Linked DNA regions of Homo sapiens: region 1 is linked to region 2. A link is a loop called in an ENCODE intact Hi-C map of the cell type or tissue named here. Cell type or tissue: heart left ventricle. All regions are shown on one strand. Links, peaks and the distances in the headings refer to the core of each region. The heading gives the core; the rest is flanking DNA.

Region 1 (7,645 bases), core at 2,646-7,645, 410 kb after region 2:
GAGGAAGCACATGTGTGAGACAGAAAGAAAACTGGCCAAACTCATCCTTTTATCAGGAAACCACTCCTGGGATAACTAACCCATTTGACTGATAACGGCATTCACCAACCTTTTAAAGGCCCCACCTCTCAACCCTGCTACAATGGGAGTTAAATTCCAACATGAGTTTTGGAGGGGACATTCAAACCATAGCATGTCCCCACCTGATCCATGCGCATTCTTTGTAGACCAGTGGTCCCCAAACTTTTTGGCACCAGGGATTGGTTTTGAGGAAGACAATTTTTCCTCAGACGGGGTAGGGGGGAGGGGATGGTTTTGGGATGAAACTGTTCGACTTCAGATCATCAGGCATTAATCAGATTCTCATAAGGAGCGTGCAACCTAGATCCCTCACATGCGCAGTTTGCAGTAGGGTTCGTGCTTCTATGAGAACCTAATGCTGCTGCTGATCTGACAGGAGGCGGAGCTCAGGCGGTAATGCTCACTCACTTGCAGCTCACATCCTGCTGTGTGGCCCAGTTTCTAACAGGCCATGGATCAGTACTGCGGGAGCTGGAGACCCCTGCTGCAGAGGATCTGACTCTTTTTGGCCCTGGGAGGGAGTGGTTCACAAAAGAAAAAGAAAATTACAATAGTCCCCCACCTTATTGGCAATTTTGCATTCTGCGGTTTCAGTTAGATGCTGTCAATCACAGATTGAAAATATTGAATGGAAAAATTCCAGAAATAAATAATTCATGTTTTGGCCAGATGGGGTGGCTCACACCTGTAATCCCAGTACTTTGGTAGGCTGGGACGGGCAGATCACTTGAGGTCAGGAGTTTGAGACTAGCCTGGCCAACATTGTGAAACCCCTTCTCTACTAAAATACAAAAATTAGCTGGGCATGGTGGTGTGTGCCTGTAGTCCCAGCTACTTGGGAGGCTGAGGCAGGAGAATCGCTTGAACCTGGAAGGCAGAGGTTGCAGTGAGCCAAGATTGCACCCTTGCACTCCAGCCTGGGTGACAGAGTGAGACTCAGTCTCAAAAAAAAAAAAAAAAAGAAAAAGAAAAAGAAAAAGAAAACCAAAAAACAAAATGAGCAACTCCCATTTTAAATTGCCTGCCATGCTGAGTAGAGTGAATCATCCCTCTGTCCAGCACGTCCATGCTGCATATTCTTCCCGCTCATTAGTCACTTGGTAGCTGTCTTGGCTGTCAGATCAACTGCTGAGGTATCGCAGTGCTTATGTTCAGGTAACCCTTACTTCATTTAATAACGACCCCTGGATGCAAAAGTGGTGATGCTTAACATCATCACAACATAATTATTATTAACAATAATAACTGAGAATAAAATAGAACAGTTGTTATAATTGTTCTATTTTATTATCAGTTATTATTGTTAACCTCTTAACTGTGCTTAATTTATGCATTATACTTTATGGTGGATATGTACATATAGAAAAATCCATAGTATGTATAGGGTTTGGTACTATCTGCGGTTTCAGGCATCCACTGGGGGTCTTGAATGTATCCCCTGCAAATAAGGGGGGGGACTAGCGTTTCTGTCTTCACCAGGCCTAGATGTGTCTTGCCTGCCGAGGAAAGATGTATAGTTAAGATGTGACAATTATCTGTCAGTTGGTGGAGTTTCACCCACTTAGTTGGTCTTCTTACTGTATTTTGAGATATCTTTATTTACAGGAGGCAAAATAGAGGTCCTGGGTCAGTCCTCAGCCCTCCACCCCCAGCCTTTATGCCTAGGAGACTTTGAGTTGATGGGGAAAGATGGTTTCTGCCCTTGGGGGACCCACACAGGGTCCTTAGTATAGAGCCTGGCGCTCCACAGGGACCCGGTATTGAATATGGGATGGAGAGGAGCAAAGAGATCCTGCCAGGGAGGTTGTAGGAAGATCAATGGGTCACAGAAGCTACAGAAGGGCACACAGTAAGGCCGTGAGAGTGGGTAAAAAGGAGTGTGGGAGCTCTCACCTGCTCTGTGCTGGGATGTGGGTACTGGTCTCCTGGGAGTGAGCAGTTGGGCCCTCACCCAGTTGGAGGGCCCAACCACAACCACGGCAAATCCCAAAGGCCAGGAACAGGGACTAATGTGGGGTCCAGGGATAAAAGCAGATTTCTGAGATACAGAAAGCCCAGGGTCTGGCCTAAGGGGCAGCTGATATGCCCAAGAGCAAGTTCAAGGGCAGAGCAAGTTCGAGTGTACTGCAGACAGCCTTGGGACAGGGACATCCAATTTCATGGGCCAAGGAGAACAGTGGAAAGTCCAGGTAGTCAGGAGCCCTTGAAAGTCTAGAGGGTGGTGGGCTTGGTTGGGATGTGGATGGACATATATATATATGTATATACATATATACACACACACCATGGTGTGTGTCTGTGTGTGTATATATATATATGTGTATATATATATACACACACATACCTGATATGTTATACCTGACATATGTTATATACATACATACATATACATATATACACACACATATATATATCTGATGGTTTTATATATATAGGGAGGTGTGTGTTTGTGTGTGTGTGTGTATATATATATGTGTATATATATGTGTATATATATGTGTATATATATGTATATATATGTGTATATATATGTGTGTGTATATATGTATATATGTGTGTATATATGTATATATGTGTATATATGTATATATATGTGTATATATATGTGTATATATATGTATATATATGTGTGTATATATATGTATATATATGTGTGTATATATATGTGTATATATATGTGTGTGTGTGTGTGTGTGTGTGTATATATATATATATATATATATATCAGTTTGCCCTTGCTGGATAACAAACCACCCCAGAACTTACTGGCTTAATGCATTAACCATTTATTATTTCTCTAGGCTTTTGCAATCAGATGCTGGGTTGGCTGGAAGCTGGCTGGTATAGCGTGGCCATGCAGCAGGCTAGTCTAGGCTTAGTCACATAGTGATTGCAGGGTTTCAGGAAAACAAATGAAAACATGCAAGATCTTATAAGGTCTTTACTTGGAACTGACAGACTGTCACTTCTGCCAAACTCTTTTGGTCAAACAACTCTCAAAGCCAAGCCTCACTTGAAAGAGTTTGGGAAAAAGTTCTGATTCTTTTGTTTGTTTGCTTTAGAGACAGGGTCTTGCTCTGTCACCCAGACTGGAGTGCGGTGGCGTAATCATAGCTCACTACAGCCTCGAACTCCTGGGCTCAAGCAGTCCTCGCAGCTCAGCCTCCCGAGTAGCTGGGACTACAGATGTGAGCCACAGCACCTGGCAAAGTTCTGCTTCTTGATGAGAGATGTTACTAAATCATATTGCAAAGGGAGGGGTGGAGAATTGCGGCCATTTTTGCAATCAATCTAACGCAACACCCACTTGTGAAAGACAGAAACCTGGGTGACATCCTGAGTCCTTCCTCCCACTTCTCCGACATCCGTTACCTCACCAAGCCAATTTGATTTTCACCCCCCAAAACGCCATTCAACTTTTCCTATTGCCACCACCCCAGTCCAAGGAACTTGTCTACCTGGTCTACTCACATTTGCTGTAGCTGTGCTCTACTATCGTGGCCACATAGCAGCCTATAGGACTTCTTCAAAGTACAAGCCAGGTCCCATCATTTCTCCCTGCCCATACCCTTCAAAGACTCTGTATTAGTCCATTCGCAGTTGCAAGCAGAAGAAACAGGCTCTGATTATGGCAAAAAAAAACACAAAAAAACAAAAAACCTAATGGAAGGGTATTGATTAGCTCACAGAATATCTTGAAGACTGGACCCAGAAATCACGCAGGCACCAAAGGTAGCAGCTGGATAGCCAAGACCACGATGAAAACCATGCTGCTGGAACATCTGGGGGACACTGTGGCCATCACCACCATGTAGCCAGGCCCCAGGATGCTGCTGCTGCCACCACTGCCAGGATGAATAGTTCACTGTCCTTGGCTTCTTGTATCACTCACTACAGGCTCAAAGAGCTGGGTGGAAGCATCTGATTGGCTAAGCCTCCAGTTTCCATTTCATTTCTGTGCTGACTCGGTCAGTGGAGGATTCCTAGGAATTCCCAGGATGAGGAAAGATGCTGGAAATTCAGTTGTTCTCAACCTTTACTGTGTTTTGCAGGTTCCCAAAGCCACTGGGGGCTGGGTGGGTATCTTCTCTGGCACATGGCATTTCTGCTGTAATAAAGGTTCTTTTAGTTAAAAGTCACAAACCCCTTATGGTGTAAGTGATAAGGTGGTGGGGATGGGACCTTTGTTTTTGCAAAGCTGTAAAGAGGAAAAAGTTAGTCTGGGCCCCTGAAGGAAAAGACATGAATCATTAAGTGAAGAGCATGGCTGAATCCCTGCGTCATCAGGGAGAAACCAGAGGAGGCAAATGTGTAAGAAAGATTCCCCTGGGCCTGGGAAGGGGAGCCGACAGAGGATCCCAGCTGCAGGAGGTCGGGCCTCAGGACCCCTTAGAACTTCATGGACTGTCCCAGCCAATGTGAAAACCCTGGGCCATGTCTGTTCTTACCCGGGAAAGAGGAGGAGAGAGGCTGGCTGGGGTCAGCAGTAAACCGATAGGGGACTGAAATGGACACTGTGGGTGCCTCGCCCAGACCCCTTTGCAGGATAGGGTGCATCTGCGGCTGCTGTGCCTGTTGGGTCACAGGGGCCTTCTCTCTTCTCTAGGGAATTGCCCTTTGCCCAGTGGGAGTCACGCCCACTCCCACAGCCTGCAGCCTGTGGATGACTGACATATAAGCCCTGCTGCCTTGCAACCAAGTGAATCTTATCTGAGGTGCCGCGACCCAGTGTCCTTGTGGGGTCAGCCAAGGCTAGATACATTTCTGCCCAGCAGTGGGGGTGACAGCGGCCTCTCCTACCATGCTGTGAAGGCGAGGGCAAGGGAAGCAGCTGCCAGGCTCCCGGGGCCTCCCTTATCTCAGCCCCTACCCACCCACCCAAGTCCAGAATCGGCCTCACACCTGCCCTGGATTCCACTTCCTCCCTGCTCTTGGGAGCCAGAGAAAAGATGTCCCAGGCCCGTTGACTCTCTTTCGCCCTCTCGTGGGCCCGCTGAGAACGGTGGTGATTCCCATAGAATTTTTCCCTAGGCTGCTTGTCCAAAAGCGGCCCGTTGGGACTTAGGAAAGGAGGGAGAAGGGATCAGGGTGATAATTCGTAGCTGGTGAGATTGAAGGTAGTTTTCCAAGCAAAGGGTTTGATGGTTTTTTTTTTTTTTTTTTTTGAGAGAGCGTCTTGCCCTGTTGCCCAGGTTGGAGTGCAGTGGTGCAATCATGGCTCACTGCAGCCTCAAACTCCTGGGCTCAAGCGATTCTCCCAAGTAGCTGGGACCAGAGGTGCGTGCCACCATGCCCAGCTAATTTTTAAATTTTTCGCAGAGACGGGGTCTCCCTGGGTTTGGTGGCTTTACTGGGGGGATGTTTGGTAGTCTTCCTTAGGAAACCTTGGCATCATGAAGGCTAGGCCAGGAAGCTGGTCTGAAGGGGCTGCTTGATGCTGTGACTGATTTCTGTGGCCTTGAGCCAGCCATCATGTCTTTGTCAAGTAGAGAGAATCAGACAAGGTCCTGTAGCCTGGAGGTAATGGGTGAACTTAAAGTGTAATTACACATTCAAGAGAGCTTCACCATCTCAAATCACACTGATCTTGCCGCCTATTAAACTTCCACCAGACTTCTCATTTTAGCTATGCAATCTTGTATTTGATTATCTATTTTCTTTCCTGTATATACTCCAGCCTCTTCCTATGGGTCTTTCTGCTTCCACACTGCACATTGCAACCAGAACTCACTCACTCAACACCATTTGGCTATGACACTAAAAAGCTTTCAAGAATTTCCCACTGCACTTACAGTAAAGTCCAAATTATGTTCCATGGCCCCCAAAGACCTGCACGGGCAAGGTGTGGTGGCTCACGCCTGTAACCCCAGCACTTTGGGAGGCCAAGGTGGTTGGTCTCCTGCCTCAGCCTCCCGAGTAGCTGGGATTACAGGCATGTGCCACCCTGCCTTGCTAATTTTTTGTGCTTTTAGTAGAGACAGGGTTTCACCATGTTGGCCAGGCTGGTCTCGAACTCTTGACCTCAAGTGATCTGCCTGCCTCGGCCTCCCAAAGTGGTGGGATTACAGGAGTGAGCCACCACGCCTGGCCTTGTGTGTCTTCTTGACTGGGCCATGGGGTGCCCAGGTATTTGATCAAACATTGTTCTGGGTATTTCTGCGAGAGTGCTTTTGGATGAGATTAACACTTAAATTGTTAGACCAAGTAAAGCAGATTGCTTTCCCTAATGTGAGCCCTCCTCCAATCAATTGAAAGCCTAAATTGAACAAAAAGGCTGACCCTCTCTTGAGTAAGAAAGAATTCCTCCTGCCTGATTGCTTTCAAACTGGGTCATCAGCTTTTTTCTTGCCTTTGGACGTGAACAGAAACATCAGCTCTTCCTGGGCCTTGAAACTGCTGGTCTTTGGATAAGAATTACACTATTGGTTCTCCTGGTTCTCAGGGCTTCAGACTTGGGCTAGAATGAAACCATCAGCCCTCTTGGGTCTCTGGTTTGCCAACTCACTCTGCAGATCTTGGGACTTGCCTATGTATAGGAGATATATATGTATATATGTATATGTATATCTCCTATTGGTTCTGTTTCCCTAGAGAACTCTAACACTCAATAGTATTCTCATGATTGGTTTAAATTAGTGCTGGCCAATAGAAATATAATGTGAGTCACATGTGTAATTGACAGTCTTCCAGTAACCATATTAAAAACATAAAAAGAAAGAGATGAAATTACTTTTAATAGTGTATTCTAGGCCAGGTGCAGTGGCTCACACCTGTAATCCCAGCACTTTGGGAGGCCAAGGTGGGCTGATCACCTGAGGTCGGGAGTTCGAGACCAGTCTGGCCAACATGGCGAAATCCTGTCTCTACTTAAAATACAAAAATTAGCTGAGCGTGGTGGTGCATGCCTGTAATCGCAGCTACTCGGGAGGCTGAGGCAGGAGAATTGCTTGAACCTGGGAGATGGAGGTTGCAGTGAGCCGAGATTGTGCATTGCACTCCAGCTTGGGCAACAAGAGCGAAACTACATCTCGAAAAAAAAAGTGTATTTTATTTAACCTAATATATTAAAAATATTATTATTTTGACATGAAACCGATATACACATGATTAAGTTACTAAATATTAAAAATATGCTGTGCATTTTATTCTAACAGCACATCTCAATTCAGACTAGTCACATATCAAATGCTCAATTGCCACACGTGGTTAGGGTCTATCATATTGGCCAGTGCACGTTAAGACCAATCAAGAAACATTACATGGGGCTGGGTGCAATGGCTCATGCCTGTAATCCCAGCACTTTGGGAGGCTGAGGCAGGCAGATCATTTGAGGTCAGGAGTTAGAGACAGACTGGCCAACATGGTGAAATCCCATCTCTACTTAAAATACAAAAATTAGCTGAGGGTGGTGGTACACGTCTGTAATCCCAGCTACTCGGGAGGCTGAAGCAGGAGAACCACTTGAACTTGGGAGACAGAGGTTGTAGTGAGCCGAGATCGCTCCACTGCACTCCAGCCTGGGCAACAGAGTGAGACTGTCTCAAAAAAGAAAAAAAAAATACGT
Region 2 (7,537 bases), core at 272-5,271:
ATTTGGAGGGCTATAGATACAGCATTCCCACTCCCATCCGATCGATGCCCCTGACCCTGCTCTGGGGACCACCAGGAAGGCTGGTCATGCCCGCTTTGTTCCCAGGATCCCTGTGGCCACAGGTTCCTTTCCAGGTGAGCAGCTGCTCCATCCGAAAGATCTCGTGGGTTGAGAAGTCCTTGGAGCCCCGGGGTGGCCAGGGACGCAGATAATAGCTGGCATTCCTGCTGAGGGTGATCAGGCCACTAGGGTGCAGAGGGGTAGGAGCGGGTGTGAGGGAGCTCTTTCCCCATCCCAGGCCCAGCCTCCTCTCCCAGAGCTCACCTCATCCCAGAGCAGGTGCAGAGGACTACCCAGGAGTCGGGGAAGCCCCTTACTCGCCCTTGGTAGTGGCAATGATCCTAGGGAGGAAGGGGCCAGCCCCAAATCTCAGCCAGGGCTGGAGCAAGAGGGGCAAGAGGGAGGGTGTGGTAGGGGCTGGCTCCAACCGCCCCTTAGGAATGCAAGGAGGAGTAGGGGTAGGAATGGTGGGGGGGTACCTCTGGCGGTGCATCCCAGAGCCCATGGAAGCATCTCACCGTGTGGTTGGGGGCCAGCACCACTGGCTGCCCATCTGGGCCGTAGTGGGTTTCTATGTATCCTGGGGCCAGCAGCCTGCTGAGAGGGGGTGTTACAGGGAACACTGAATTCAGCTTCCTCCTGCCTCCTCCAGGATGTCTCCCAGCCTTCCTCCCTAAATGCTAATGGAGCAGCTTTATGAGTGAGACACTCACAGTGTGTCTTAGGGAAGGGACAGGAGCAATGGTGACTTGCTCAGATCAGAAACTCTTGGGGCTAGAGGAAGGAGCCTTGGTGATGGCTTAGTTGTGGGAGGTGTGAATATGGGAAGCACCAGGGAGGACGCCGGGGAGGAGTGGGAATAGGGGAAGAGTTTGTGGTTCCCAGGGGACCTGCAGCAGGCAGCAGGATCCACAGGATCGGGAGGGGAGGAGTCAGGAGACACTGCCGAAGAATGGGACTTGGAGTTGGGGAAATGCGGTGACCTCCCCCAGTTCCCCTGCCTGCTGCCCTCCTTTGTTGGGCATCTGGTCGACCCTCTTGCCCCCACCTGCCCTAGATCCTTGAAATATTTTCCTCAGACTTCTAGACCCCACATACCTCCCACCTGTCCTTCAGTGATTGATGCTCACCCCCTGCCTCCAGAGAAAACAGAATCGCCACCTGCCCACGCTGCTTCCACCCTCCCTGCCTTCTCCACACCCACTCCGGTAATGATTCCATCTTCAGGCTCCATCTCAACAGGATCTTTCCCACACGGATGGATCAATCATAAGTCAATCTGTCTTCTTTAAAGAAAATCCTTAACCCAACCTCACCTTGGCCTCATTACCTCCAGACCACCCGCTAATGATGGCTGCTTCCCCCCTCCCAGGCATTCCACCACCTGCCCCAGCTCTGCCCCCTACCCCTGCCCCACACACACCCGCCACCCTAGGAGGTAGGTGATGTGACCACCCCATTGAAAGGGTAGGGACGTCGGGAAAATATGGTTGGGCACAGTGGAACTAGAGTTTGTTCCCTGTCCATCCGACTCCACGAGGGAGAATAAAATACGTGTCAAGTGCTCAGAACAGCGCCTGCGGTCAAGCACTCAGTAGGTGATATATACTGATAACATAATCTGGGTGGTTTTAAGAGCCTGCGCTCCAGCCCGGACACCCACCCCACCCAGCCCAAGGCACCTTCCTGAGCACAGGTCTGCCTGTCCCTTCCCCAGCTCAAAATCTTTGGCTCTGGATGGTCCAGGACACTGAGCACCAAAATGGCCTTCTGTGATCTGGCCCTCCTGGGACTCTCCAAATTCATTCCCCCCTGCTCCCCTCCCTGTAGATGGAGACCTTCCAGGCAGGTCAGACAAACTGCTGCCCCCAAGTGTAGCCACTGCATCTTTTTCTTTTTTCTTTTCTTTCTTTTTTTTTTTCTTTTTCTTTTTTTTCTCTTTTTTTGAGACGGAGTCTCACTCTTTGCCCAGGCCGGAGTGGTGCAGTGGTGTGATCTTGGCTCACCACAACCTCTACCTCCGGGGTTCAAGCGATTCTCCCGTCTCAGCCCCCTAAGTAGCTGGGATTACAGGCGCCGCCACCACGCCTGGCTAATTTTTTGTATTTTTAGTAGAGACGGGGTTTCACCATGTTGGCAAGGCTGGTCTCAAACTCCTGACCTCAGGTGAGCCGCCCGCCTCGGCCTCCCAAAGCCACCGCATCTTGGTCCCTGCCATTCCCTTAGCCTGGGGTGCCGGCTCATCTTTTCCCTCTAGGATTTCTTTAGACTCAGCATATCTTGCAAATGTCCACTAGGTGGTGCTCACTCATCGCCAGCAGGGAGCTAACAAGCCGCTCCTGGGGTTGGGAGGGCGGAGGTGCCCCACAGCGGGGCTGACAGCCTCAGCGGTCCTCTTCAGCCTCCAGGGAGCCAACCACAGGCCTGCGTGACTCTCCCTGTCATCTGCACCCTCTCTGGGGTCCTCTGCCCATCCAGCCACCCGCACAGATCTGTGTCAGTCCCTGCCCCCCAACACTGATCCCCTCCTCCCAGCCCTACCCCAGCCTGGCACTCACTGGTTCTTCTCCAGCTCAAGCAGGAGCTCCTGGCCTTCAGCCTCCAGGGCCACCAGCCCCATGTCTGGCTTCGAGACCTGGGCAAGAAAATGTGTGGAGCTGAGATGGTGGCCTCCAGGCCTCCTGCCTGCCAGGGAGTAGGTGGCCTGTGGAGCCGGCTGGGGAGGAAGTTCTTGGGGAGAACGTGGGCTGGGGAGTCAGCAGGACCCCCCACATACTATGGAGGGCGTGGAGGAGGTGAGAACATACAAAGATGTTCCCAAACTCAGGATGTTTGCAGTCCTGACAACAGCCACTTGGAAGGGCGTTGGCACAGCCTGCCAGGCACACCAGCATCCTCCCTAGAGACCAGAGGTCCCAGAAAGGTGCCCCTCCCCTGGCCCGCCCTCTTCTTTCATGCCCAGAAGGGGCATCAAAAGCAGGGGAAGACAGAGGGGTGCTGAGGACATTATGGGGGCATCGGGTAGCCATGGTCAGGGCCTCCTCAGAGCCTCTGCTACCTGAGGCTTGTTTCCAAATGAGCTGCTGCTCATTCCCTATAGAATTCAAATTTGACTCCTCCACTTCCAATTTTGGCAAACTGCTCCCTCTTCCAAAGTTTTCCTGGGCCTCCAGCAGCCCCCGTCCCTCCGGCTCCGACACCTGCTTCACTGGACCCACGAAGTAAACATGGACGCCATTCCAGCCAAGAGAGCACACTGGCTCTCAGCTAGGTGTCAGGAGGCTGGCTTGGACGGCCAGCCCTCTCTCCTTCCCCCACCCTCTTGGCGTCTCCCACCCTGTGGGAACACCCCACTTCCCCCTTGTCCACTCAGCCTGGCTGGGGGCCCAGAGTTGGAGCCGGCCCAGGAGCTTCCTGGGAGGCTGCTGCGCCTTCGGAATGTTTAACCCCCGACTCCTTTTCTCCAAAAATGCACTGGCCTGGGGCCCTGTCCAAGGGTCTCAGAGTCTTTGGAGGGAGTTCTTCCTTCGCAAGTGGGGAGCAGATGGTCCTTGCCTCCCTGGCCACAGGCCCCACAAGGCCTCCAGCATGAGCTCATGAGGCTGGAATGCCACTTGCTTTATTGGGGAAAGGTCTGCACCGGGAAAAAGGCCATACTCGAGGTCCCTGTTCCTCTGCAGCCCCTGCTATCTTTACTCTTGCCCTCCTGGTACCCTGCCCCTTGATATATACCCCTCATCTTGAAATGTGAGTGTTTCCTGCCTTTTGGAGGGGACACCTAGCCTCTACTCTTTCTTCTGTACCATCTTGGCAGGCTTCCTGGGGGCAGGGGCCCACCGGTGGGGGAAGCAGAGCCCCTTTGGGGCTCTCCTCTTGGTCACAGCCCAGGCCAGACAGACAGGGAGGCCCAGAGGCAGAGTGACCCCAGTGTGTGTCCAGCCTTCCCCTCCTGGGGATGGGGAGGGCAATCTCAAAGCTCAGGCCAGTGCCGTGCTTGACCAGTGGAATGGGGGCCTTATGGGCCTAGGGGATCCCAGTGAGGGCCCTGGGTTGGGAGCTGCTGGGTCTCTGGGGGCCTCTCAGCCTTCATGGCAATGCTCCCCTGCCTTCCCTCTTGCTGGATTTGGACAGTAGGGCTGAAAATTCCAAACAAAGAGGGCTCTCTAGGAGGGGCAGGGGTGTAGCCAATGGTTTAAAATCGTTCAGACCTTAGTGGGTCTCAGGCTCCCAGCCTAAAGAGCTGTGTGACCATGGACAATTTCCCCAAGCTCTCTGGGCTTCCGTTTGCCCCTCTGTAAAATGAGCATATCAAGGCTACTGCCCTCTTAGTTTGCAGCACAGATATTATGGCACAAACAGATGGGGCATGGTTATTCTGGAAGCGTGTGAAGAGCGGGATTGGGAAGAGGCTGGGGCAGAGCGTCCTGCAGAAGAAGCACATGGGGTGGTCTTACATCTGGGGGACATCAGGAGAGTGACCACTGCCCCCCCGATACCAGAAGTGGATTCCACAGGAGCCAGTGAGGCTGAAGGTTCAGGCCTTCGTGGCAGGGCCCTGAGAGGGACAGCAGTGTGTCCACAGGGTCACATGTTCTGGTCAACTTTGCAAAAGGTTTTCTTTTTGGTGCTTTTTTTTTTTTTTTTTTAGAGGCTCCTGAAAAGCTTCAGGACCCACAAACTCTGGACCCATTTCTGCCTGGTGGGGGTGGGGGTGGCCCAGATCATCCAGGGAGGGAGGGAAAGAGGGAGGTGGGGTGGAGAAAGCTGAAATGACTTCCATGTGTGCGGGCTCACGAGATCCAGATGTCCAAACCCCAGTGCCTTCTTCTGCCCACTTGAGGGGCAGGGGAGGCAGGGGCCTATAGGAGTAGTGACTTGGTGGTTCTGGGGACCCCAGCAAAACTAGAAGCTGTAATGTAGGGAGAGACAAAAGGGCTGGGAGGTTCAGGGCCCCTGTGGAGGGCGGGGAGACATGGCACTGACCGGCTCCTCCAGGCTGACGGTGCGCCAGGGTTGTCCATCCAGGACCCAGTGCGGGGTGACTGGCTGCCCAGGGATATGTCCTGGAGTAAAGACAGAGCACAGGGTGAGGGGGACCTGAGGAACACAGGGGCATGGGACAAAGCAGAGGGAGGGGGGTAGAGGACATCCCCAGGGAGGCACTGGAGGCCTTTTGGGGCAGACTTCACCTTCAACACGCGTGGGCTCAGCCTGGAGAAGGAGGGACGCCCGTGGGCATCCTTGGATCTGAGGAGCTATCAAGGAGGAGGAAAAGAGAAGGCTGGAAAGGGACAGCTCAGCTGGGGACACGGGAGTCCCCTGACCTTTGTCGGGGGGCAGGCTTGGGCTCGGCGATCACAAGGAAGAGGCCAAGGCCGCCAGTGCAGAGGGGAAGGAAAGAGCGCGGCAGCCTTAGGGATTTTTAGATGGGCAGCAGATGCCTTTAGGGTGAGAGATGTACGAAGAGAGGACACTTGTGCCCCCCCCATCATCTGAGAAAAACAACAGCCAGATGTTGCCTTGCGAGGTCCACCTTGCCCAGAGCTCCCTCGGGGACTCTGTCCTGGTGGCAGGGTTTTGGTACCCTGGCCCAGAAGGCCCCTCCTCATCTCTTCAAGGGGAGGGGACGCTTCTGGACGGAGCCTTGGTGCTCCCTGGCCGGGTGTGCCTAAGGGGGCTCTAGGAGGAATCCCAGAGCCAAGCATTACTCAGAGGGCGCCTGGAATGTTCCCCTGGAATGCTCCCAGCCCTCCACTGGCCCCAACCACTCTCACAGGCCCGCCCTGCAGGAGCCAGGCCCCAGGCACCCAGAGCCTGCAGCAGCCCTCCTTCCCCCGGTACCCAGTCCCAGCTCCCAGAACAGACAGCCTCCCCCCTCCACGCAGCCCTGGCCTCAGTCCTGCTGGGCTGATGGCTGCCTGTGGAAGTGACTCAGCTCCTGCTAGGCCACCCCAACTCCTTTTTTCTCCTCCACCTTCTCTCCCAGACTACAAACATCAAAGACCCTTCCTCCAAGAAGCCCTCCTTGATTGGATGAGTGAATTGCCATCAGGCAGATGAGGGCCGAGAGGAGTCTGCCACCTTGGAAAGGAGGCTAGAGGGGCCAGTGCAGGGAGGGCTCTGAGTGGATGTGGGGGAGGGGAAGGAGGGGAGGTCTCTCAGCCCAGAGAGCACTTAACTGAGAGTAGAGAACCAAGCTTTGCTGCTCCTAGGCCTCTAAGGGTTTGGGGAAGAGGTAGGGTGGGCCCGGGCACAGGTGTGGTGTGGGTGCAGTGTGGTGTGTGGGTGCTGTCCACATGGCCTTGCGCGCACGTGCTGGCCACGGGCACCCTGACCCCAATGAGGGAGAGAGGGGCAGAGCTGGAGCTGGAGCTGGAGCTCCGGTGACCGGGTGAATGGGGGTGGAACCCGAGGGAGCCAGGCTGGTATTGGGCACATAGACGCCCCTCTCCCAGGGGTCCCATCACCTCCCCTGACCCCAGGATAGGGCTCAGAGGGGAGGGAGCAGTGGACCGCCTGGGGCCCTCCCCTGGGGCCAGAACAGACCAGGCCCCTGTACCTGTTTGGTCCCCACACAGTGCTGTGGAAGCCACCGCCCAGTCTGCATAGCACAGCCCAGCCCCGCATGCCCCCTCCCTGGTTGCCCTCCCTGTTCCCGGCCAGGCACTTGCTGTGCAGGACTGGCTAATCCTCCCACCCGCTTGCAGAGGTTGTTCCAGCCCCATCTTAACATCTTTGTTTGGAGGGGTTACCCCGAGGAGACAGCTGCAGTCTTCCCAGAGCACTGCTAAACAGACACCTTCTATCTGGAGAGGCCCTTCTCTATCTCACCAAACAAGGCAACAATATAAACAACATACACACTGCCCTGCTGCCCTGGGAGGAGGGACGAGGGGTGAGCAGGGTGGAGGCCACAGCTAGTTCTGCAGCCTGAGAGCAAAGCAGGGACTCTGGGGGACTCTTGGGCATGGGGGCTTCCTAGAGGACGGAGCCCCGCTGAGTCCTAAGGGGTGGAGGAGCAGGAGCGGGTCACACGGTGGCCTGCGGATGGAAGCTGGTTGTGAGAGCGAGAATCCAGGAAGAGGGGGCTACGGCTATGGGCTGGGGGCTGGGCTGCCCCCGAGGGGGAGGGAGCCATGCCCTCTGCTTTGCCAGCGGAGTGGCAGCCGGGCAGTGTGGGCAAGTCCGGGCCCGGGGCCAGCCCAAGCACACTTGAGCGTCCCTGGGCAGGTCCCACGGAGACCCCCCCAAAGAGTCCCCACGCCCTGACCTACTGGCCGTATGGTGCCGGGGCCGTGAGACCCTCCGCGCGCTGACCCGAGCTCTGAGCAGAACCCATCCCCGCCACCACCACCGCGCCTAGCCTGCCCCTCAGGGCGCACCCCGCCCGCGTCCTCACCTTGAAGCACCCCGGCGCCTGGCACTGGCCAGAGCAGCAGCAGTAGTAGCAGCAGCAGCAACGGGGTCCCCCGAGCTC

What was found. Peaks named below come from ENCODE experiments on the same cell type or tissue, not always from the same donor. Only the 100,000 strongest peaks of a DNase experiment are listed, where the experiment ranks them.
Region 1: it touches region 2 in a loop (4-fold over the local background); 40 of 110 quality-filtered maps call a loop at or near these places.

Annotation. Positions count from the first base shown.
Region 1 is chr20:4,086,981-4,094,625 of GRCh38, forward strand. No RefSeq gene overlaps it. Among named protein-coding and RNA genes, the nearest start is that of SMOX, 58 kb to the right of the region's middle. In heart left ventricle, for the core only: a CTCF peak has its summit at 5,065 (motif pointing left); DNase peaks (open chromatin) are centred at 4,814 and 5,051.
Region 2 is chr20:3,674,449-3,681,985 of GRCh38, forward strand. It overlaps ADAM33 (ADAM metallopeptidase domain 33), which reads right to left. Exons shown (of 22, transcript NM_025220.5): 1 at 7,460-7,537; 2 at 5,044-5,123; 3 at 2,619-2,695; 4 at 579-657; 5 at 325-401; 6 at 56-245. Among named protein-coding and RNA genes, the nearest start is that of ADAM33, 3.8 kb to the right of the region's middle. RefSeq lists enhancers at 2,689-3,291, 3,895-4,496, 6,987-7,537. In heart left ventricle, for the core only: a CTCF peak has its summit at 2,355 (motif pointing right); DNase peaks (open chromatin) are centred at 2,403 and 3,464; H3K27ac peaks cover 811 bases; H3K27me3 peaks cover 1,075 bases.